2 separate regions of the Mus musculus genome follow, and region 2 is linked to region 1. The links are chromatin loops, found by intact Hi-C in ENCODE. Cell type or tissue: left cerebral cortex. All regions are shown on one strand. Each heading gives the region's core, and the rest is flanking DNA. Links, peaks and the distances in the headings are about the cores only.

Region 1 (12,025 bases), core at 1,488-9,487:
AAATGAATGCTCTGCTGTGCAAATGTGACAGAGCTAGTCATTGCACAGCAGTTGTGAAGGAAGTTGTGATAGAAGAACATAACCACTTTGGTTTGCTGCTGTAACTTGCTGTCCTGGATTTTCCAAACTATAAATGTAATACCATATCCTTCCTTCCCTTTGATTAAAGAAGATGATAATTTTTGATGAGCCATGAAGCAGAAAAAAATATTTTAAGATATGACTTTGACTATTTTAATCAAACACAAACTGGAAATATGCTTGAAGCATGTACAGTTGCTATCTCTAAGTGAAAAAAAAAAAACATAGTAATCTCTTCTCATTCTTCTAAACTTAAAATATAACTCTTAAAAAAGAACTGTGTGTTTGGGGTTAAGTACTTTATAAGTAATTAAGCATTGGTATTGAATGCTGAATAAACACACAGAGAGAATGGGTGAATGAATAAATAAGGGAGAGCTATAGATTTAGATGTAACTATAGGATTAACTTTAGAAATACTAACTCAGTAGGCTGGTGTGAAATGGACTGGTCAGGGTATGCAACTGAAAAACAATTGAGGTTGGCATTTGAGAAACATGCTAATGATACACTTGTGTGAGGATGGATAGCTCACCAAGATTCTTTATTAATGTGAACATTTTTGTTTTTAGATAAACTTACTGTGTGGGCGATGCAAGGTAATGTTGGCAATAGAAAATAAAAAAGAGAAGTATTTAAATTAATCACCAAATAGTATTCAAGATTTTAAATAAATGTGAAAGAAACATAAAAAACACTAAAGGTAGGTGTGTGTGAGTGTGTGAGTGTGTGTGTGTGTGTGTGTGTGTGTGTACGTCTAAATATTTTTTTATCCATTGATTTATGTTGCTCTAAGTCGGAGAAGCTTCCTATTGCAGTTGATAGTAGTTAATGAGATTCCTTACTGTTCAAGTTGCTGTGAATCAGCAACTGAGAGCACTTGGCTGTAGATGGCATGTCTGTACCACCACCATGCCCCTACAACACTGGAATATGGAACGCTGCTGAAGAAGAACAGTGGGAACTTAAGAGCTGGAGGTGGAAAGGGGTGCTGTGAAATGACCTGAGCATGACCAGGCTGCTGCACACATGAACTCATAGTAACTTTGACGAACTACACAAGAATAAGCATGGAACAGTGTTCTCAAGGCCCCAAATCCAGCTGAGTACTACCAGTAGTTGATGACTGCTTGCAGAGAGGGAGAGTCACATATCCTTGGGGATGTGGCCACCCTTAGGTTGCTCATACCACAGGAGATGACCCCACACCCATGAGTTATCATGCAGCAGTAAATAGAAATCAATCATTAATTGTAGAGGACATAAAGTTGGGATATGTGATGGCCAAATTCTGGACAATGTTGGAGTGGTGAGTAGTGGGTAGGTAAGACTGAGATATAAATACACATGAAATTTTCAAATAAGTAAAAAATATTATTTAAACATTTCTTGAGCTCTATAGTTACAAGAAGTCCACATTTCTATTTTTCCTTGTATAGCCTAACATTTCTATATTTCTTTTATCTGCTCCAGTTATCTCACTCATAGGGTTCCTGTCAGGATGAAGGCTTACTTCACATCTGACAATGTACTACTAAGTAGTTATGAGCCATGAGCAATTATTCATGAGGAAAATATGGGTATCAGGAAAATAATCCAGAACTAGCAGGGGGTGGAGGGTGTATGTGATGACACACTTTAATCCAAGAATCTGTGAGACAGAGTATCTCTGAGTTTCCAGGCCACTCTGGAACTTCCAGGCTAGCCAGGGATACATATTGTGGCTCTGCCTATCAATTAATTGATTGATAGATGAAATACAACCAATCCAGCATATGGGATTGAGCATGTAATTCAGTAGTTAGAACATATGTGTAGCATGAACAATTCCTTGGGTTCTAGGTTTGACCCTTAGTCCAACCTGCAGAAAACAAACAAACAAATACAGCATATGCCTTATTCTCTAAAATACCATTCAAGGTTCAAGTCAAAGCAAAAGTCTGGATTCTCTCCTCACGTCTCTCCTAAAGACTCCTGAGTAGAAAACTCTATTGAAGCAACCCTGCTCTTCTTTAATGTTGGCAATTCTTACACTGTACACTATACCAACTTATCTGTGTACAAGTTTTTGAATATATATATACTACAGCATATATATATATATATATATATATATATATATATATATATGTGTGTGTGATTGTGTGTGTGTGTGTGATTGTGTGTGTATAGGGTATATATATATATATATATATACACCCTAGTGTATTTATACTCTACTAGATCCCAAAAAATATTATATACCTCTGATTATTATTCAGCTTACTTAAGTTTTGGCCCTCCTTTTTCTTACAATGGTAGGTATTCAGCAAATATATCTGTAACATATTCTATTATACATATGCAGACCATATTTGTGTGAGGTGTATAAACAACACTGTAAAAGAAAATTTATGATTTGTGTGAGGTGTATAAACAACACTGTAAAAGAAAATTCATGAAGATTCAATAATTTTGAAGACCATCTAAACAATAGAGCATCTTAAATTTTGTGACAACACATTGCCCCTGAAGCATAAAACAAGCAGTGCTCTTGCAGGAGACAGACAAAGAAACTACTTTACTTAGCTCTAACTAAAGAAAGAGGTTTCATAAGTCCCTTGTGAGAAAAACAACTACCAAACTTCCAGTCAACTGCAGGTGTGTAGCTTCTTAAAGCAAGAAGCTCAGGCTACTGACTACTAACAATGTGTCCTCACTCAAAGGGAAGTTTGCACTACCCCGAGTTAGAAAACTAGTTCTTCTGAAACCATGCTAATTTTATGTTGTGAAAGTCAAGTGATTTCGAATGAATAGTACTACATACTCCTCAAGCAGCTAAGAGATCTAAATAACCCTGAAGCCGAATGTTGTGGATTGTTTTAAATGCATTTGCTCATATTATATAGCTCAGGAAAATGCAGATTCCATTTTAAAGTTATAATTAAATTATAAAGATTCTTCCTGTTTTATTTCATTCTGTTGATGCTATTTTCTTCTAATTTTATGCTAGAGGAAGTACCTACAGTTAGATACAGCTAACGCTCAGAACACACATCTAAAACTTTCAGAATCTTGCTCAGGTCAAAGTGTGGGTAATCTTTTGTACACAAGTTCTGTCCGGCATAATCTCATTTTCCATTTTTATCTTCACAACCGTCTATGAAACAGAACTTCATGTTACAGGTGATGAAACTGAGCAGAGAACTTTTTCCAAGATTTTGGGCTAGTAAACAGCTGAGCACCCTACAAAGGCAAAACACTGTACTGGACCTTAGGTTCCTGGCTCCAGCCTGCCCTGAGCGGCCTCAAGTAGAGAAGTCATACTACAATGACATTTTTTCACTGTGGAAGGTGACTTAACAATGGTTCCCTCGCCTTCCGCTGTAGCTCACACTTAAGGAGAAGGCAGCTAGCTCATTGTGTTTATTTTCTGACCACATACTCAACTCATTGCTTATTATAGGAATAAGAGCAGCAGCTTTGTAAGTGTAACTAACCTGAAATAGTTTCACCAAAACCTACAGTAGTTCTGCATTTTTTTTTTCTTCCAAGCTGCAGCCCACACATTGCAATGCGATCAGACCAACCACTCTCATTTGTCTTTCTAAGCTCATTCCAGACCCACAACAACGCTCACGAAAGCCTCCTTGTAAGCCATTTTCAGTACTTCTCCCACTATATTATCCGTTTATGTCTTTGACAACAACAAAACAAAAGTTTTAAGCTCCGGTCCTCGCCAACTTGTTCCTCCGCAGACAGAAAAGGAGACGGCCACCCTGAAGGGACAGTGGAAAAGGCAGAGCCCGGCCAGTTAAAGGAGAACAGAACAAAGACCCCGGAGGAGGACGCACTTGTCCTGGCGGCCTTCGGGGTCGTAAGCTGGGCTAGGAGACGGCCGGGCGACCGCCAGGGGCCTCCGCTCGCAGGTTCGGGGCTCAGGACCGAGTGGTGATGAACCACCTCAGGGCCAACTCGGGCATCCAGGCAGACAAGGACGGGCTCAGGCGCGGTGCGGACACTAACCTAGCGGCGGGGACCGGCGCGGAACCGGGCTGCTGGGCTGAGCGCGACTGGATTCCTAGAGGCCCGGGGTCAAAGGGCGTCGCAGGCAGGCGGCCCACGATTGGCTGGCGGGCGAGCGCGCAGGGGTTAGCTGCGGAGTCCCTGTGGGTCTCAGTTCCGGGGCCTCACAATTGCTCACCGGGGTCTGGGACCCTGCCTCCGCGTGGACCCACCGGATAAGAGAAAGAACCGTGAATCCTACCAGGGCTGACAGCTCTTGCGGCCGCACCGCTACCCCTCCCAGGTCCCGCCTCCTAAAGGACAGCGCGGGGCGTGGCTCCAGGGGTTGAATCTCCGAGAAGGCGGGGCTTCTGGGCGGACCTAAGCGGGCGGGGCTTTCGGGGAGAGGCTCCGAGTCCCCTAGCTTGTCCTGGAGTCTACTGCAGGGTCATGGTGGAGGAAACTACATTAAGTCAGACAGTATCCCTTAATTGCTCCAAGGAGAAATGAAAGTTCTTTTACACTTTTGCCTCTCAAGATAAGCCAAGACTCTCTGATAGAGACCAGATGTGTTTTGTTTTTCACTTTTAAAAAATCCTTTTAAATGTTACTCAGATTTATAATACATTGGGTATTTCCAAAGTTTTAAAGTTGAAAACGTGTTTTAGTTTATCAAACAGTTATTGGCAAGTCAGAAGTAGACAGACAGATATATTAAACTTCCACAAGTATACTAGGAATCAATACAATTGTACAATACAATTGTGTAATTGTACAATTACAGTAGAAAGAGAATAAGTCAGAAGCAAAAAAAAAAAAAAAAAAAAAATTGCAGCAGAGGCGAGGCTGCATCTGGGGTTTCCATCTTACATCAGCCTCACATACCAAGAGGATTCTATGTTTTGTTTTTGTTGCATGGTAACAAGGCAATCTTGACTCAAGGGGTAGAACTTTCAGATGTGATGTTGTGAAAAGTATTGTAAAGGCTTCCCTTTAAAAAACTACCGGATTATAAAAGAGATTTGAAATATACATGTAAATAATGAAAGAAAATACCCTAGTGATGGCTGCAAAAGCTTAAGGCAAAGAGTCTTGTTTCACTATCACCATTAAGCAGTATATTGTGTTCTTAAATATCTTGCTCTTTTAAAAGTAGGATTTTGAAAATATGTAGTTTCCTAAAAATCCTATCTTCCTGGCTTTGCATATTAAATAAGTGAAATATTTTCTGATTTTCCATGCAAACATGTTTGCTACACATTTATGATTTGAAATTCCTAAACATACAATCTATTTTGCATCAACTAGTTTGCTTCATCATTATAAAAACTGTCTTTTAATGTTTTCCCCAAAATGTCATCAAATTGAATTTCCTTTAAGTTATGTGTTCCCCTCCATCCTGAAGATATCCGCCTGTTCACATCCCTCTGGCTATTAGGCTTACTGGAAAAATGACTGCTTTCAATCTAAGTTCATTTTATTTTGGATATTTTAATTAATTTCTATGTGAAGAAATAAATGTACCTTATGTACAAATACCTTCACTTTGTGCATTGTCTTCACTTCTGTGGTATCTTGATAATCAAAATCCTTAAAGTTTAGGATATTTCTTGTTGCATTTAAGAATATTACAATTGTGTAACCTTGCATCAGACATTAAATTTTTACAATTGACACAAAAATTTGTGGTACAACTTTAATAGTGTTGTGGTAACATCAAGAACAAAATGTTGTTAGTAGCTCTATTCAACATAATACTGAAGTCCACCTTACTGTATCATTTTTAAAATGGTCATGAACTATTCTCTTTTGCTTCTAAAAATCTTAGCTTTAGTTATATGAAACATTATACATAGAAATGAATGAACAATATTGACAATCAGTTAGAGCACCTATGTACCAGACTGTATGTACATATAAAATTTGTAACATCATTTTTCTTATTGATTTTATTTCAATTATGTTAGCTAAAATTGGGTTTTTATACATTTTTACAAATTTTAGAATAAACTAGCCAACATGCATTAAAAGACTCTGGATATTGATTGTATTTCAATAAAATTTTAGAGTTAAATTTATAGAAATTTACAGTTTAGAGATATATTCTCTGGGAAAATGTTATGTTTATAGATTTATATTTGAGACTGGTATGTTCCCCAATGAGTCTTAGTTCATGTTACTTAAGTTTTTGCAGGCTTTTATTACATAGATTCCTCATGTTTCTTGCTAAATTTAAACATAACTTTCTTTAAATTACATATTGTATAGTCTGATCCTCTATGGTCAATGGTAAAATGCATATGACCCTGAGATTAATTTCGAGCACTGAAAATAAAATTCCAGCGGATTATTATCCTAATTAGCCCAAAGGAGCCATGTTCTTATGTGTATTTCCTATCCATAGAGTGGGCTAGCATTGTGATGTGTTTGCTGTACTTGCTGTTACCTGTGCAGACTTGTTCACTTTATAAATGTGATTTTTCTATCTAAATCATCTCTTCTTCTTTAAAACACATTCACCAGACATTCAGCATCATGTCCTATGGCCCTAGTGACAGACTGCTATACTATTCCAAGTAAAATTCAATACCATTTAAATTTTATCATGAATTTTGAGGTGTAGAATGCATTTTTCATTATACAATTGACTGCTTCTAAGCAATTACCATACTAAGTACCCCATTTCCAGCTTTTTTAGCATGAAAATTTGCTTAGTTGATCAAATTAATTTTTACCATCTTTTAAAATAGTCATAATGTCCTGTTCTAGTACATTTATGGTTATTAATAGATTTTCCTGATGTTGAATCCAAGGGAAGGACTTTATTCTATAAATATTTATATGTATGCCCACTTGCTTTAAAAAATATCTTTTATTACTGCCAGAGTAAATCAATTAAAGTAGATTCACATTGCATCACCCTGTGGTTGTCAGATTTGTGCAATAATCTTTTAAAAGGTGTTAGTGCTACAGACTGGCCTCAGTCAGCCCCTCAATCCGCAGGAGAAATCAGGGTCCCGATACAGGTGGGCAGGAGTTGGTGAAAAGGTGACAAACAGACACAGACAGAAGGGAGTATGCTGTATCGGAATGTAATTTTTCAAAGCAAGCACCAGACTTTTAATACGGAAGAAAATCGGGAAGTTAGGTGACACATCAGTCAAGGTACAATGAGGTTACTTGGATGCTTAATGGCTCTTACACAAAACAGAGGAATGCAAACATAAAGACTAGCAGGAACTAGGCAATAAAACAACTGAGACAAAGTCAGCTCTATCTAAGGTCAGCTATATTCTTAGAAGGCAGGTGTGAGGTCTTTACACTCCAGGGCAAGGGCTTTCATGCCCAAGCCATAGTTCTAATTAGGGAGTTCCATTCTAGCTAACCTTCTCATGAATAATGCAATACTCTAGTTCCTCCTGAAGCCACAGCCCAATCTACTTCCTAAACCATTATAAATCCCTGTATACGGGAGTGACTCAGTTTTTGTTCTAAGTATTTACTATGTAAACTAGCCCTGAGATTTCTAGCTCTAGTCAAGTAAATTGTAATGCCTGATTTTTTTCACGGTCTCTCCCACAATACTAGAGGCAATTTTGAATGTTATTGAATAGGTAACATCCCTACTGAATTCCAAGCCCAGGGTCGGCTCAAGGACTACCTAGGGTATTGGTGAAGGCCAGGAAGCAAAGTTCAATTTTGCTTAGGTATTGGGCAAGTCATTGCTTGGAGGAACCTACAATAAAACAATACTGAAAGAAAGCACACAGATGTATTCACTGACTAAAGCAAGGACAGTTTTGGAGCATTCTCTTTACAGGATACCACAGTTTCAGGAGACTAAGTTTCCATGAACTTTTCGCCTCAGGACTGTGTCCAAGCTTTTGGGCCTGTCATGTGAGTCACTACTGGAGTGGGTGTGGCAAGTTAGAATTGTGGGTAATGTCCTATCCTGCAACTCTGAGCACTCCTGCTCCTCCCCTGTTATTCTAGAAAGGTTGAGGTGGTTAGAGCCAGTGTTGCCAGTAGTCTTTTTTATTCCCCATCACTTTTCAACATATTTCATGTAGATGATGTATTTACTTTCCTTTCTGAACCCCTCATTTGTTTTTATTACCATATATGAAGTAATCTTATATGCCAGATTTTAACATATTTCAAATATGCTGTCATCATAATTACTGCAAAGTCTAATTTTCGGTATCCATAATTCTAAACACTACATAATTAGATGGGTATATTTCTAAATATTAATTATATCAATCTCTAAAGTAAACAGATAGCCAGTAATGAGTAAATTAATGAAAGTTCTTTTGTAGAACGTTTATATGCATGTGTTCATGTAAATATATCCAGAATATCTGAGAGGATGCATCCATTTTAAGTTTATGTATGTGTGTTCATGTAAACACATACATAATATCTGTTAGGATCTGTTGATTTTGACCTATTGTGACTCTTGCTCATTTGCCCTTTTTTCCTTCCATCTATTTTTTTTTTTTGTCATTACATATTTTGTCAATTAAAACTATGGTATTAAAAGAATGTGTCATATGTTTAGTGGGTGAATTACTTGAAGAAAACAGCTGCATGTGCCTTAACTTTAGTGGAATATACCAAGAGTGATCAGTCATTGAGATTGCCAATACGGCAGAGATGGCCAATGGTATAAAGAGTGGAGAGGAACAATCCATATTTTTCCTCATAAATTTTTTTCATGAACTGGCCTAACTCAGTAACCCAAGAGCACCACCTTTGGTGCTTTCTACTGTCATTTTATTACTATAACAGTTCCAAATACCATAAAGTACTTAAGGTTTCTCTTATCCCATTATGAAAATACCAGCAATGTTTGCATTTGATTATCAGCAATGAATGGTCTTCTTATTTCCTATACCTAGCAAAATGCTTGCATTTTCAGCCAGCATTTTCTCATCTCTATTTTAATGGGTCTTCCTCTGTTTCCTGAATATCACATGCCTCTCCTCCACTGCTTTTTCCCAAACCTGGCCACAAAGTGTCATTTAGTAACTTTAAATGTCATTGTTCCTCTCATCTGGAAAGCAAACTCACAGATCAAGGGAAGCCTGTTTCCTGAAGTACAGTGTGCTGGTGAAGGCTAGTGTTCTAGGCAGTGATAACTGCTAGGAACCAAAAGGGCTATACAGAAGAGTACAGTTTGGTTCTTCTCTTTTATGGCTCACCATTAGACATTGCTCTTATTAACTCCATCTGCATATTCTGTATTCTTCAGAATTCTATTTTACTGATGACTCTCTCTATCTAACCTATTAACCACTATGTCTTTAGTTTTCCCCAAGTAAAAGCCACTTAGGACATTCTTGCTAATAAGTAGCAACAAAACAAAACAGAACAAAACAGGAAATCCCCAAGGAAAAGCCTTTTTAAAAAAATCACAGTGAGCTTCTTAATGTCATGCCTAGTTTTGTTTTGTCCATGTGTGTCCTGCTACAAATTTTTGAGTCCTTCAATCCCAGTTTCATTTACAATTTTGGCATCAATTATATTTTTGTTCTGCACTTTATGTACTATTTGGCTGCATACATGTTTAGAGTGTTATATGATAGATTGGCACATATAACTCTAAGAAGTCCCTGAGTAAAGTTCTACACTTTCTATTGAATGACAATGCAGCTCTTTCAACTATTCTAGTCTTTTGTTAAATGTACTATGAAATCTGGTGGATGACCACTATTCTGGCCACCAGGAATCCATTTTAACTCAAATAAATCTACTCACAATTGCTAATGGGATCAAAGATGTTGGCTTTTAAACATAGATTCCTGAATCTATAAGTCAGATAAACTCTCAGATTTTATAGTGCTCACCATAAAATAACTTTTGACCAAAGTGTAAGGCTTTTCTAAGTATAGACATTCTGTGACTCCTGCATTTTATCAGGTCAGGGTAATTGTGAGGGATGGAGGTTGCTGTATCACCCTTTTGTCCACATTGATGAATGATACAAAGCTCCTGGCTAGATAATAGGTGCTGGTAGAAGTGAATGTACTAATGACTAAGCAGAGGCAATTTCTCCAATGGAGATTGTTCCACTCAGGGATAATGACTGCTGAGTAGGTGCATGTCTACAGTAGAAAGCTGAGCCAGCAGGGAGATTACATGCTCTGAGGGGGAAGTTAATGCAAAAATCCATGCAGAGCATCTCTGAAGGAATGAAGCTTCAAGTACTATGATCCTGCAAAAGTGTCCGGCCACATTCAACCAAGTTGCAAATGTTGTACCACTTAAAATGCAGACGTTGTCCTTTTAAGGTGATATGACTGGATTTTCTTCCTTTCCAAGGGATCATGCATTAGAGTCAAATGACCTTACAGTATCTTCTATTATGAAAGAAAATGTACCTTCTATTATGAAAGAAAATAAGTTCATAAAGACAGAAAATTAACATAAGCTTTATTATATCTCAAAATAGATGAGCTCTTGTGCTCTCTTTCTATATCAGGGACTCACAGCTCCTTCAAGATTATTTTCTGGGTCTATTCACTTTAAGAGGTAGTTGATAATTCTTTCTATTAAAATAGAAAAAGAATGTAGATTTATTTGCTGGAACTTCTTTGTTAAAGAATGTTGTCAAAATTCACTTATGCCTGTATTGTGTGCATTTAAAAAGAATTATGATGCTAAGGTCCATGAATACATGTATAGAAACTGATTCATGGCTGGGTCTCCAAACGCCAGCCCCTAGTAAGTGTTTACAGTAAGGTGAACAATGATTCCCAAATATACACAGCTCATAATCACCTGAACCTATACATGTTTAGTTTTCAAAGGAGCACTGTCCACACGATTGTTAACTTTCAGATGCTCAGCATAAACTCTTAACAGAGAGACCTCTTTTATGTGCCTGCAGAAACCAGAGAAAAGCACTGGATACACTGGAAATGGAGTTACAGGTGTTTGTTAGCAGTAAAATCACAGAGCCAGAGTGATCTCTCTCCAGCCCCAATCAAAGGATAATTTAAAGAGGAAATAAGGTAACCACTGCAGTGAAACACTATGACCCTGCTTTGAGAACTGGGAACAGGACAAGGAATGTCAAAAATGCAGTCTCTCCTGTTGTGGTAAGTGTCCAACACCAATAAACTCATTCAAAGAACTCACAACTCAGTTATAATATTTATAAGCTGCATGCCTAGATTGGGCAGATATACCACTACACCACTTTATTCCCTACCTATGAGTTCCCTTGCTACTTGCAGCTCCTCCAGGCCATCTTCCTTCTACTTCCTCTTCCTTGGACTTCCTCTTTCTCCTCAGACTCTGTCTTTCCCTCCTCCTTCTCTCCCCTTTCTAAAACTTCCAACCTCACCTTTCCCTTCCACTGCTCAATCTCAGGCTCTAGCTTTTATTTGACAAGTTAAAATGGGGAGAAAGTTCACAAGCAGGGTGGTCCCTCTTGAAGCGAAATTAGCATCAGAATACCAACAGCACCAGGGCAATCCAAAACACTCCCCTGACAGGGGTGTGAGTCACTGGAAGCTACAAGTAAGCTTCCTAGATGCTGGGGCTCCCCAATCAGAAGAGTCTAGTCCTCTCAAGCCAGCTTTCTGTCCATGTGTCCCTCTGTTTGTCGTTTACTAATTCCCTCATATCCTTCTTATTCAGGCTGAGTCCCTAGGAGAGATGTAAGTATTTGGCAAATGGTGCCCAAACAACAGAGACCTTGGACACCGCTATGGGGTGTTCTCATTGGTCAGAGGAAGGAGTGTTCTTGAGAGTAGCATGATTACACAGGAAAAAGAACCAATGCAGGAAAAGGAAGAAATACAGGGAAAGGAAGAAACAAAGGCAGAGAAAGAAAGAAGGAAGAAGGCACTAATAAAGGGTTAGAGGGAACAAAATTTAAAGCATTAGGTGTAAAACATGGGACAAATGAAATTCTGAGATAGGTCAGAATGTGTTGGTGCTTTGGGAGAGA
Region 2 (12,025 bases), core at 1,489-9,488, 550 kb before region 1:
AAATCACATTCATGCAACAAAGTTTCTAATATACTTTTTCCACGTGGTTACAGCTTGCTATAACAATTCCTTTGATCTGTTCACACATACACACACACACATTTGTACAAATCAGATAGATTCTTTTATTCTCTTGGGAAACTAAGAGCAAACGTTAAAGAAATAAATTCTTCATGTGCATACAATAATCTTTTCATTTAAAACTATTCATGTATCCTAAGGAGCTATTACATACCATTTCTTTGCAATAACTAAAATACTATAATAATACCATAAATTTTGATAACTGTGAATATAAACTTCCAGTCCCTGGTCTACACTACAAATCTCTCCAAGATTATTTCCCAAGAATACATTTTAATATTTCAAATAATTTTTTTAACATTCCAGTGTAAGTATTCAGTAAATGCTCTTTATCAAATAAGACAGATTTTAGTTACTTAAATTTAAATATCTCTCTTATTAAAGGCATTTGTTGACTTGTAAGTATTAAAGATACAATATAGGAGCTATTTATAGCTTTCTTCCCCATGTTTGCTCACTTTCTTATGAATGTTTGCTGAAAGCAAAAATGTACATTCTAATCTAATTTGTATACTTATTGAAAGTGTACAAAATAGTTACATTTCCCTTGGAAATTTACCTTATAACTTAATCACCTAATGTGTTTATTTGTAAGAGTTATAAATGCTCAAGTATATTTATTGTAATAATGTATAATAAAATTCTGTATTATCAGTATTTGGTTGATATATTTAAATATAGGCAGCAACAAAATTGTATGCTTTTAAGGAAGGACATTAATTTCGTTTCAAGTCTTAGTAGTAGCATAGTTCCATATATGAGACACAATGAAGATATGCCTGTGTTGTGTTCTCTTCATTTTTTTCTTGGATCATCTGTTCAAGAAGTTTGGGCAGTCCTGGGTTAAGAGCAGTCTGGATTTCAGCACTCCTTTTCACTTACATGCTGCGTATCCAGCCGATCCAGCTAAACTGTCATGTGTTTGAAGTCAGAGTCTATATCATACGCTTTCATGTGTCTGTATTCATCAGATCAGATCATACAGTATAGTAAGATCTCAGTTAATGAAGACTGAAATGCGCTGCAAAGAAATTAGGTCACGGAAACCTTAAAAATACAATTCTCTTGTTAGACACATCTCCATCTTGAGTGGTTTTAAGATCAACTCCTTTAACAAGGAACCCTTAAGACATGGTCCCTCATCTGTCGAGCAAGCTACCAAGCAATTCAGCATAACGAATTCTCTTCAATAACTCCAATCTAGCCACATTTAGATGAAGCAATAGTGGTCCAAGTGATAAGACTCAGTTATCTACACACAGTAATTCATTCTTTTTCCATGGGAAGATGGCAGTGATGAGCCTCCATGTTCAAGAATGCCTCTGGCACTTTAGTATTGAGCCAGCAATAAGGATGGCGTCTCATTAACATATTCGTTTATTTTTTTCATGGCCCCATATTGATGAAAATAAATTTACAGATGCCAGGATGTGGTCTTGAACTTTGTGAAACATATTTTTCTTCCCCAACTCCCCAAGCTACACAGTCTATAGGAGACAAGCAGCAAAGTAGAAAGTAAGCACACCAATATGTAAACTCTCTTTGCAGTGAAGCAAGGATTTCACTGGAAACAGACCAGTGAAACGCCAAATTCATTTCTGTTCCATGCCTAAAGAAGCCAACATCTACTTAGGGGAATGTGTTTCAATCCAGTTAAAATGAAAAACATCTGTGGTATAATATTACTATAAAAGAAACTTACACTGTATGATATACAATTAATAACAAGAAGTGAAAAAAATAATGGCTATATTAAGTAGCCTTGTAACTGGAAGATTTTTAAAGTGTTTCCCAAGCTTTAAGAAGAAAGTGACCAATTAAGTGTCGGGAAGACTGCGTACCATCAACTATGCTGAGTAAAGTTGAAGCATTGAGATGACCCTGAAGCAGCACCAAACCTTTGGTTGTTTATCTGCCCATTTTCTTTCATACTGAAACTGAATTATCCTGCATTACCTTTCTCAGAAACAACGAGGGGGCTTGTTTTTATACTCTGGAAAAACAGATACAGTATGAAAAGAGTAAGCCCGGAATCCAATTCTGAATCTGGTAATTACTTAGGAACCTTGGGTAAATCATGATTCAAATAACAGAAGCAGAATGCCCTTCAAATTCTCCCATCCACACCTAACTTCAGTGTCATCCATTTGCAATAAAATGAATGGAAGTGGGTCTCCAGTAGCCACAAGCCCCAGCACAAAATTTAAATGTCTTTTGTCGGTTTGAGCTTTCCTTTTGTCATTTTGAATGAGTGATTCCCAGTACAGCCCAGGTTAACTTTGAAAGGATATCCTTCCAGTCTCAAGTCTCCCAAACACCAGAATTACAGGAATGAAACATGAGACTCCATTATGTAGAAGTCATAATCACACGTCCTCAAAACCTGTGAGACTGTGGTTGAGACAGGAAGCTAGCATAGAAATGATCACTCTTTGTTTTCTAAGAAGGCTTGTTGTTAAATATTACTGTATATACTGAAGCTAAAAAAAAAAAAAACCTACAAAAAAAAGCGCTTATATAATGACTTGCTATCCATTCCATTGGCTGCTTTTTCAGCTAAGAAAATGTTTGTGTTTTAATATACAGACTTTTGTGAATTAAATCATATGTAAATGTACATAAAATCGAGTAAGATGTTCACCAATGTAAATTCGCCAGCATGAGATATTTACCTCCATCAAACATTGTAAATTTAAGCATTAGTTTATACATTCCTTGTCCAAAGTCTTGGTTTTAAATTTGTTTAGAACTCAGTTCACTTAGACAGATTACATGAGTTTGCCTTTGCATCTCAGATTCTAGAAATAATCACTTCATAAAAAGGAGAAAATGTTGTGTTAGTTTTTTTTCCTAAAAAAAAAAAAGGAGGCTTCTGAAAAATCACATTGGGAAACAGCTACTACCTAAAACTTTAGGGATTGTGCTCAGTTATCGTCATCTGGGTAAGTTTCAAGCTGGTGGTCACAGGTTCTTTATTTTCACCCCATGTTCGTCATCTCCCTCAGCCTTTATCTCTTCACCTTACATTCTCAGTAAAACCATGCATGGACTAAAGGCAACTTGTTGATGAAATTCCTGTGTCATTTACACAACTGCTAATCCCCTTTGCCAAGGCAAATATTGACTTTACACCTGTCCTCTTGGTAGCAATGTAAAGAAGAGCATCACACACTCACCAATGCACCATTCCAATACTGGTGTTCCTGTCTCTTCATCTGTTATATTTGATGATTTTGCAGAGTCTTCCTAACTACAGGACCTTTAAATCCAGAAGGGTTTTGACTTCTGTATAAGAATCCATAACAAGAACCTCTGCTCTATTTTATGAGAAATTCATTTTCATGTTCATAGATGATTCTTAGGCAGTGTTAATATTTTGACATAAACTACAATGCTGTTAGAATGCTTTGATCTCAACTTCTGCTTACCACAAAAACAGAGCATTCAGCATTACTCCAAGCTCTGCTTCGTTCAACTGTGACGTATCTATTCAGTGAAGACTCATTATTGCTGGATATACTGTACATACCAATTACCCTATTGCTAAACAAAATACAAATATCTCCAGAGGGAAATTTAAAAGATTCTTTAATTCATCTTCTAAGTCGCCTATTGTCCACTCGGCATGCCATATGTGAATGTCTGCAGCAGTTGCAAACTTAAATACATAGTTTTGAGTATTTTTCTTAGTCCAACAGTAAGGTTAATTAGGCAAATTTCTGTATTTAGGAAACCAACAGTAGTACACCTGGCCCTCGTGAATTTTGGTGCAGCTGAACACATTTGCTGAAAACCACTGCTGGTCACTTTGCTCCTGCCCTGAGACAAGGACTACCAAGAAAGCAAAGTGAAATAAAATGCTTGACAATGGGAAAGGTGGGATTTTAAAGGTAATCATTGGTAAACAAACTCATCGTATATTTGATCAAATTTCCCTTTCTATTTTATATAGAGGGAGAATCGCCTGTCCAAGAAGAGGACTGAAAACATCATCCTCTCCACCAACTGCAAACAGGAGAATGGCAAGTCAAGTCTCATTCCCCCTAAATTGCTTACAGTAATATCAAAACACTTATTCACACAGTCCATTCTTAAATAGGGTATTCCCCTTCAAAGTTTCTTACATTTCTTTGAATACTCCCAATTTTCCTTAAACATTAACCCTATGTTCACGTCTGTGCAGTAAGATGCCGCCACACAATATTTTACAAGTTGTTTGAATGTAAATCATAAGTTGTATGGGATCTTGCTTTTCACTACAGCACAGAGGAATCTTGAATACAAATTTTAGTATTTAAATCACCTCCTTTCCTGTTCACAGGAACCCTCCACTCCCCGTCAGATTCACTCTTTGAACACAATGCTTATTTTTGTTCAAGCTAACCACAAATGATAAGCCTGATTCCAGCAGGAAGGTCTGCTGCATTCAGGAAACTCATTAGGATAGCTAGAGACTACACCTACACCGCCCCTGAAGCGCGTGGTGTGGAAGTTCTCTGTACAACCTTCCGCTCTTAGGTCAATAAACACAAAGGAAATAAGGGCTTTAACTTATTGAAATTTAAAATCATAACAACAATAATAAAGCGATTGTAAACGGTATGTCTGGTTCCACCTCTTTTTAAAAAAGCTGCCTATCCTTAAAAGTTGCCGCCGAGATTTGGTGGCGTAGCTTAGGGAGATTCACAGCTGGACTGTGTAAGGTGCTCTGCTCTAAACCTGAAAAAAAGGTAGATTCTGTGATAACAGGTAAAATAATATGGGCCCTTCCTTGTGCTCAGCGGACAAGCCCTCAGACAAGAAGGAATCTAAGCGATGTAAATAGTTGGGCACTTTGAAACAATGACAAAAAGTTTAGTCCCAAAAGATTTCCTGTTTTTGTCCTCTTTCCATGGTTGATTATCACCTTAATAGCCCAGGTGCAGAGACACAATAAACAGAACACACCGCGTGTCAGTGTGGGTTTGGAGGTGAGTGTCAGAAAAGCTTCAAGACAGCATCATGTGGAAGCAATGAGGTCAGCATTCACTAAGTCTCTGAGGAGGAACGGGATGGCAGGACCAATGACTCTGTGGTCAGGCTTTGAGGGAAGGTGGGTCAGAGGAGGACTTTGTGGAGAAACCTAGGTCCGAGCGCTAGGCAGAAGACAGAATTCACAAAAACCTGGGGACAACAAGGGCAGCAATGACTCTCTTTGAAGTGACACCAGGAGAAGGCTATCTGCCCGGGGAATGAGGGTAGCAGCGGGAGGGCAGGAGGGTGACAAGGGACTAAGATGTACAAGCAGCTATCTCTGGAAGAGAAAGGGTTCAAGTTCCAAGCTGGTTGAGTTAAAACCAAATGTCCCCGGGGACCTGTGCCAGGAGGGTACCCAGCAGGTGGTCGGGGTGCCTCATCTAACGATGTACGGTGGGCGCTCAGTCCTGTGCCTGACCCCCTAGAGTCTCTGGTACTCACCGATCCCAGCGAGGGAAAGCTCCATCCAGGGCGCGGGAGGGCAGCGCGGCGCGGGCGGGACGAGGGCTGGCGGTGGTGGCGGCGCTGTCCTAGTAGCGTAGCCGGAGTCCGGGGGTAGCCAAGAGGCGAGAGCGGCGGCGGGGTCTCAAGGCACCGGGTGAGGAAAGATCCAGGGCTCCAGAGCTGCAGCGCCCCGCGCGCTCTCTTCCCATCTCCCGGGCTGCCGAGGTTGCTGCTGCCCAGAGCAGCCAGGAGAGGGGGAGGGGAGCAGGCACGCGGCAGGGAGGGAGAGCAAAGAAAGCAGGGAGGGGGGAAGGGATGCGCGAGGGGAGATGGAGATGATCACCGAGAGTTGGGAAGAGAAGGGAGGAGCATAGCAGCCGGGTACAGGTTCCCACCAGAGGAGCTCCAAAATGAGCCTGTGGGTCTTGCCCCAATACCCTGCCGCTCCATGCTAACCCCCTTCGCGCCCTTTCCTTTGGCTCTTCCTCCGGTGACTGTGCCTGGGAGTACCCACGCTCGGCTGCGGATGCAGTTTCAGCAAGCCACCGCGTGTGTTGAGTCGGGAGGCTGCAGAGACACAGCATTGCTCTCCAGGCCTGTGGCACCTGTGCGCGCACACATAGCCACTGGTTCCATTGCTGCGTCTCCGATATGCAGACTCTTAGTCTGCCACCCTCCTCCACTCTCCTTTTAGGTCAAACTGTGGACTTGCAGCAACCGCTTCTGTCAGTTCCTTATTGCTGTCCCCCACCCCCACCCCCCAGGCGCTATTTGGCACGGACTGTCCAGCCAGAAGGCGACAGCAGGGAGCTCAATGCAGGCAACCTTCTCCAGTCCCTTGTATCTGCTGCCTGTGTTTGTTCTTCACTGGGGTTGACCAGCTAAAGTCCGGGGTCAGGTTGGGGGGTGATTAAAATTAAACTAAAATAGGAGGGGCAGATTGTCTGGAACCAAATTCTCAGTGATTTGGGAAGGTTGTAAATGTGAAGGGCAGTGTTGTGCTCAGAATTGACTCTTCTCTGTAAGCAACATTAAAATATAAATTCATAGGTAGATAGACACATAGAAAGATAGATGGATAGATAGATACATGGATGGATAGATAGAAAGACAGAAAGAAAGGTAGGAAGGAAAGAAGGAAGGAAGGAAGGAAGGAAGGAAGGAAGAAGGAAGAGAGAGAAAGAAAGGATAGATGGATGGATAGATAGATAGATAGATAGATAGAGCTCCACTTTGCAAAGTTTTTGTTTATTTTGTTGGACTACAAGTCAATCCTCGAAATTTACTTTTAGACTACGATTCAAATACATATAGAAAGTATATTTAGGGGCTCCTCTTACACTCAAGAATCAAGGAATAAATTCACACATTTAGTAAATATAACGACAATCAGAGTATCGCTGACTGATTTCTGTGAACCTTGATTTTGTTTCATAATCTTCGCATTCTGATTGGAAATAGGCAGCAGACAGGAAGCAAGTGGATGATGTGTGTAATGATACAGGTAGAAAAAGTAGTCTAGTTAAACTCTCTTCAAATGATACAGTAAGTATCCCTGTACTTCTTAGCAGAGCACTGGAGAAAGGAAGTTCTGGGGTGTGTGTGTGTGTGTGTGTGTGTGTGTGTGTGTGTGTGTGCATGTGTGTGTGTGTGTGCATGTGTGTGTGTGTGTGTGTGCATGTGTGTGTGTTGCATGTGTGTGTGTGCATGTGTGTGTGGGTGTGTGTGTGGGTGTGTGTGCATATGTGTGTGTGTGCATGTGTGTGTGAGTGCATGTGTGTGTGTGCATGTGTGTGTGGGTGTGTGCGTGTGTGTGTGTGCATGTGTGTGTGCATGTGTGTGTGTGCATGTGTGTGTGTGTGTGTGTGCGCGCGCGCGCGCGTGTGTGTGTGTGTGTGTGTGTATGTGCACCAAGCATGTGTCCATGGGCTCACACTGCTTTTCTGAATGTAGAAATCTTCATGTGCTAAAGGATCTTAGTCTCTAAAATAATTTAGACATTTTACTTTACATAATTATGCCTTATATAACAAATGTACTCATATTAAAATAAATGCTTTCTCAGTTATGAATGCAGTGTGAAAAACATTTTTACTGCAACAAGTCAGCCTTACATATTATTGAAAAACTTCTATCTCTTCCTGTATTGTTTTACTTGAAGAAAAATAAAAGTTAAATTTTAGTGATAAGTTACTATTTGACAGTGTCTCTAACTTGTTAGACTCTTTCATGTTCAGCATGCATGCCAATGAAAACATTTGGTTTCATGTCTTTTTGATGATCAGAATAAGAGGACCATCTATTCAGTAAGGGCCAATGGGCCAGACGCCTCAGCTTCTAGAGCACATGTTGCTGTGTCCAGCATGTACACACAGCAGTACACCAGGTAGACCCACCGATTATTAATCATTTAAAGAACATGGAAAGGTAATGATTGATGAAGCATAATATCCCACTCAGCACTCTTACTCAGAGATGAATCATGAAGTTTGCAAATGGCAGTAACTGTTTAATTAATTGTGGTTACTGAGAATTAATAAAGTACAAACTTCCAGACAAAGGGGAGAGGGAATCACATGGGCAGATTTACATTTTAAATGTAAATAAATAAAATAACAACAAAAAACAAATTTCCTCATATATGATTAGGATATCCCCGACTTTAATGTAGTGATTTATATAATTTTCATATAGTTGAGACTTTTGGGCTTTCATACAATATATTGTATTATTAACCCCTACCTCCTAAATCCTTCCATAATCTAACCCTATCCCCACCTCAATTTCATATCCTTTGATTGTGTTTTTTATAAGTGTAGTAGTTTAAGTGAGAGGAACCTCCTTAGGCTAATAAATTTTGTTGGGTTCCAGTGGTTGCAACTATTAGGGGAGAATTAAGGAATATGACCTTGTTAGATGAGGCATGTTAGTAAGGGTGGGCATGAGGTTTTAAAAAAATCTTCTACCATCTATAGTGTGCTCTCTGCCTCTTGCCTCTAGTTTGAGATGGTACTGGATTTGAAGACACAAAGTGGTCATGGAGAGCAGCTAAGGCCTGACACTGTAAAAGGCCAGCAACAGCCATTAGTGAAGGTACAGCCTCAATTGCAGTTGATGGCCCAGGACTGAAGGGGTCATGCAAAAAATTTGATGTTTGGTACCATGAGGAGAGCCTATAAGAGGTTTTTGGTGATGTCTAGTTGCAGGAAAAGACTCCAGCGTATTGGAGATGCCAGTACCATGGAATACCCACAGAGAACAGCGGCAGCAGTAGAATGGAGTGAACTAGAGTGCTACAGAGGGCAGAGCTGGAGAAGTCACTCAAGTCCCTTGGAGGAGTCCAGAAGATCATGTGTAGTTTCAATACATTGGAACAAGTAGTTGTAAAATTGAAGTTGCCTTGGAGACTGGAGATATTAGTGATGCCAGAGCTATGGGATACATGCTAATGAAAGCTGCTAACAGGGTGTGGAACCAGCCAAAGAGAATCAACTGTGTTGAAGTCAACAAAATGAAAGGAGTTGGATATCAGACATGGGCAGGCAGAGTCTGGAGGTTGCTCAGCTGGTTTTTAATCTTGATATGGTCCAGTATTTCCTTACTATAACCTTTTAGATTGGTAATGTGTACCCTGTGTCATGACATGTTGGAATTCTGACATCTGCTTTTTGCTTTTAATTTTATAGGGGATTACAGTTAAAAGATTGCAAGAATCTCAGAAGATATTTTGAACTAGGGATTCTTTACATCCTTAAGACTGTTGTGGACTATGGAAACTTTTGATGTTGGACTAAATGTAATTTTGCATTATACTATAGTTAAGAATGGCCCCATAATGTGTTTCTACAAACCTATGGGGGCCAGGAACTGGAATGTGGTTGTTTGAATAGACATGAAAAACTTATCAAAAATGCCAAGATCAAATGTAAATGTCACTTGAAAGGGGTGGGGTTGCTGAGAGTGGTCCCAATGTCATCTTCTCTAAGAATGTACAGACAGACCTGTACTTCAGAAAACTGAGAATTTCACTTGGGAAGGGGAAATTTATGTTCCTTGGCACAATGTACTTATGAACAAGAATTGGTCGATGACTACAAAAGAAAAAGCACAGGCCTCAGGGGAGTCTGCTAAAGCTAGATGACCACACTGGCTGCAGAAACCTGCATTGTTTCCTTCTCCACAGTCTCTGAGAGATGAGACCCCACCTGTAAATCTCTGACAGACACAGGATAGGGAATGATGAGACAGGAGCAGTGACTGCAAGTAGTAGCTGCTTACTGAGACTTGGGAAATCTGGAGATACAGATTCCTTTTCTCACTTTGATGAACAATATGTTAATTTAGTTGATGTTGAAGAGCTAAAAATAGACACAGTATCAATAGAAAAACAAGAAAATCCTTGAGAGGAGCTGAAATAAGTCAGTTGTTAAAAATGTTATACTATAAAAATGTTGCTATGGAGAAGTTGAAAAACTGTTTTAATATTCTGACATGAATCTTTATAAAGGTGTAGCAAAGGACTTGCCTCTAAGCATGAAAACCACAGACAGAAATGCAAGGTTTTAGAGAATGATGATAAGAAAAATAGTAAGTGGTGATATAGGGGGCAGGGTTCAGAAAAGAAGTGGGAGAAGAGGACCAGTGATGAGTTAGGACAAAAAATGGTAGAAAGACAGCAACAGTAGGTACTGAGGTAAAGGGTAAAGGTGAGGAGAGACATGGAAAAACAAATAATCAAAGCCAGAGAAGTAATATAGGAAAAGGATGAGTGGGGATAAGCAAGCAAATTTAGACAAAAGAAGGCCCAGAAGATTAAGAACTGGTAATGAAAAGAAGAAATATTTTTAAATATATTAAGAAACCTTTGTGCAAAATGAAAGATTTCAATTTTTATGTTGGACAGAAACAATGATTTCCAGATAAATATTCCCAGAATGATGAATGCCAACTTCTAAGGAAAAAATATCATTATCTTCTTCCTCTTCCTCTTCCTCCTCCTCTTCCTCCTCCTGGGACTTTCTTTTTTTTTTCTTTTCATTTATTTTTTGTTATTTTCTTTCATTTTGTTTTCAATACATCCAACTGCAATGTCAACCTCTCTCCCAGATCCATTTCTTCTCAGTTTCCCTTCACAGAAGAGCAGTCCTCCCAGGGATATGAACTGAACAAGACATAAGCGATACAATAAGATTAAATGCCCATATTAAGTTGAGACAAGGCAATCCAGTAGGAAGAAAAGGATCCTAAGAGCAGATGAAAAGGTCAGAGACCCCACCAACACGCACTGTTAGGAGTTCTACAAAAACCTAAGCTAACAACCGTAACATATATGCACTGGACCTAGTGAAGACCCCTGGAAGTTCTGTGATTGCTGCTTCAGGCTCTATGAGCCTCTATGGGTCCTACTTGATTTTGTGGGCTGTGTTTGCCTGGTGTCCTCATCCTCTCTAGCTCCTACAATTCTTCCTATATTTTTCCATGGGGTTCCTAGAGCTTCAAGGGAATGGACACAGCGGAGATTTCCATTTGGCCTTCCTTTCTTCTTACTGTTTGGCTGTAGGTCTCCATATCTGCTCTCATCAGCCAGCAGTGGAGGCCTCTTTGACCACAACTGGGCTAGGCTTTGATCATGCTTGTCTTTTCATCCAATATTAGTGGACAAAACCTGCAGCAGTCTAAGCAAAGAGTACCAGCTATAGTTTTCTTTTATTCTTTTCAGCTAAAGACCCTTCAAGTATAATAAATACAAATGATTGTGAATTTGTGAGAACTCCAGAAATATTATTCTCAGGAACCTACCTGTAGAGAAAAAAAAAAAAAAAACAAAAAACCTAAACTAGAAAAGAAAATGCAGCTTTCTAAGATAGAAGAAAGAAATATGTTGGATCAGAGGCTAATAGTTCAAATTAATAAATTGAAAACAGTTATCTATTGACCCAAAACTTATAAAACTATGAGAAATTAAGAAATAAACTAGGATATAAGCTTCATTGATCCACACATTATAACGTGATACATCCAAGTAAACTTTGAAGAAACATGAAAGAAAATAGGACATAAACATAAAGGTGATGAACATTCCATGGTTAGAAATGAAAAATATCCCTAAAGCGACAAAAACCAACCAAAATAATGGCAGAAGTATGCATTGAAAGAAGAAGACATGGAAGAATAGGAAGCATTCTGTATGTATACGTGTTCCAACATATTAGTGTGTTGTGTGCATGTGTGTGTATGAACAAACATTCATGTGTGTGTGTGTGTGTGTGTGTAGGCTATAGGCCAATGTCATATACTTCTTCAGTCTCTCTCCACCTTATTTTTGAGATATGGTCTCCCACTGAGCCTGAAGCTCTGATGCTCAGCTAGAATAGCAGTCAATCATATCCCTGGGATCCTCAGAGCCCCTCACCTCAGGGTGCTGGGATCACAAGTACAAGCTACACAGGTATGTTATATGGGTGCTAAGAATCTGAACTGT

Evidence for each region. A loop is a pair of places that touch in the nucleus more often than their neighbours do. Peaks named below come from ENCODE experiments on the same cell type or tissue, not always from the same donor. Only the 100,000 strongest peaks of a DNase experiment are listed, where the experiment ranks them.
Region 2: it touches region 1 in a loop (2.2-fold over the local background); 2 of 42 quality-filtered maps call a loop at or near these places.

Annotation. Positions count from the first base shown.
Region 1 is chr4:26,342,511-26,354,535 of GRCm38, forward strand. It overlaps Manea (mannosidase, endo-alpha), which reads right to left and starts at 4,142. Exons shown (of 5, transcript NM_172865.2): 1 at 4,087-4,142. In left cerebral cortex, for the core only: a CTCF peak has its summit at 4,517; DNase peaks (open chromatin) are centred at 3,723 and 4,385; H3K4me3 peaks cover 2,105 bases; H3K27ac peaks cover 1,557 bases.
Region 2 is chr4:25,794,048-25,806,072 of GRCm38, forward strand. It overlaps Fut9 (fucosyltransferase 9), which reads right to left and starts at 5,956. Exons shown (of 3, transcript NM_010243.3): 1 at 5,542-5,956. In left cerebral cortex, for the core only: a CTCF peak has its summit at 6,128; DNase peaks (open chromatin) are centred at 2,279, 3,597, 4,586, 5,144 and 3 more places; H3K4me3 peaks cover 4,539 bases; H3K27ac peaks cover 4,187 bases.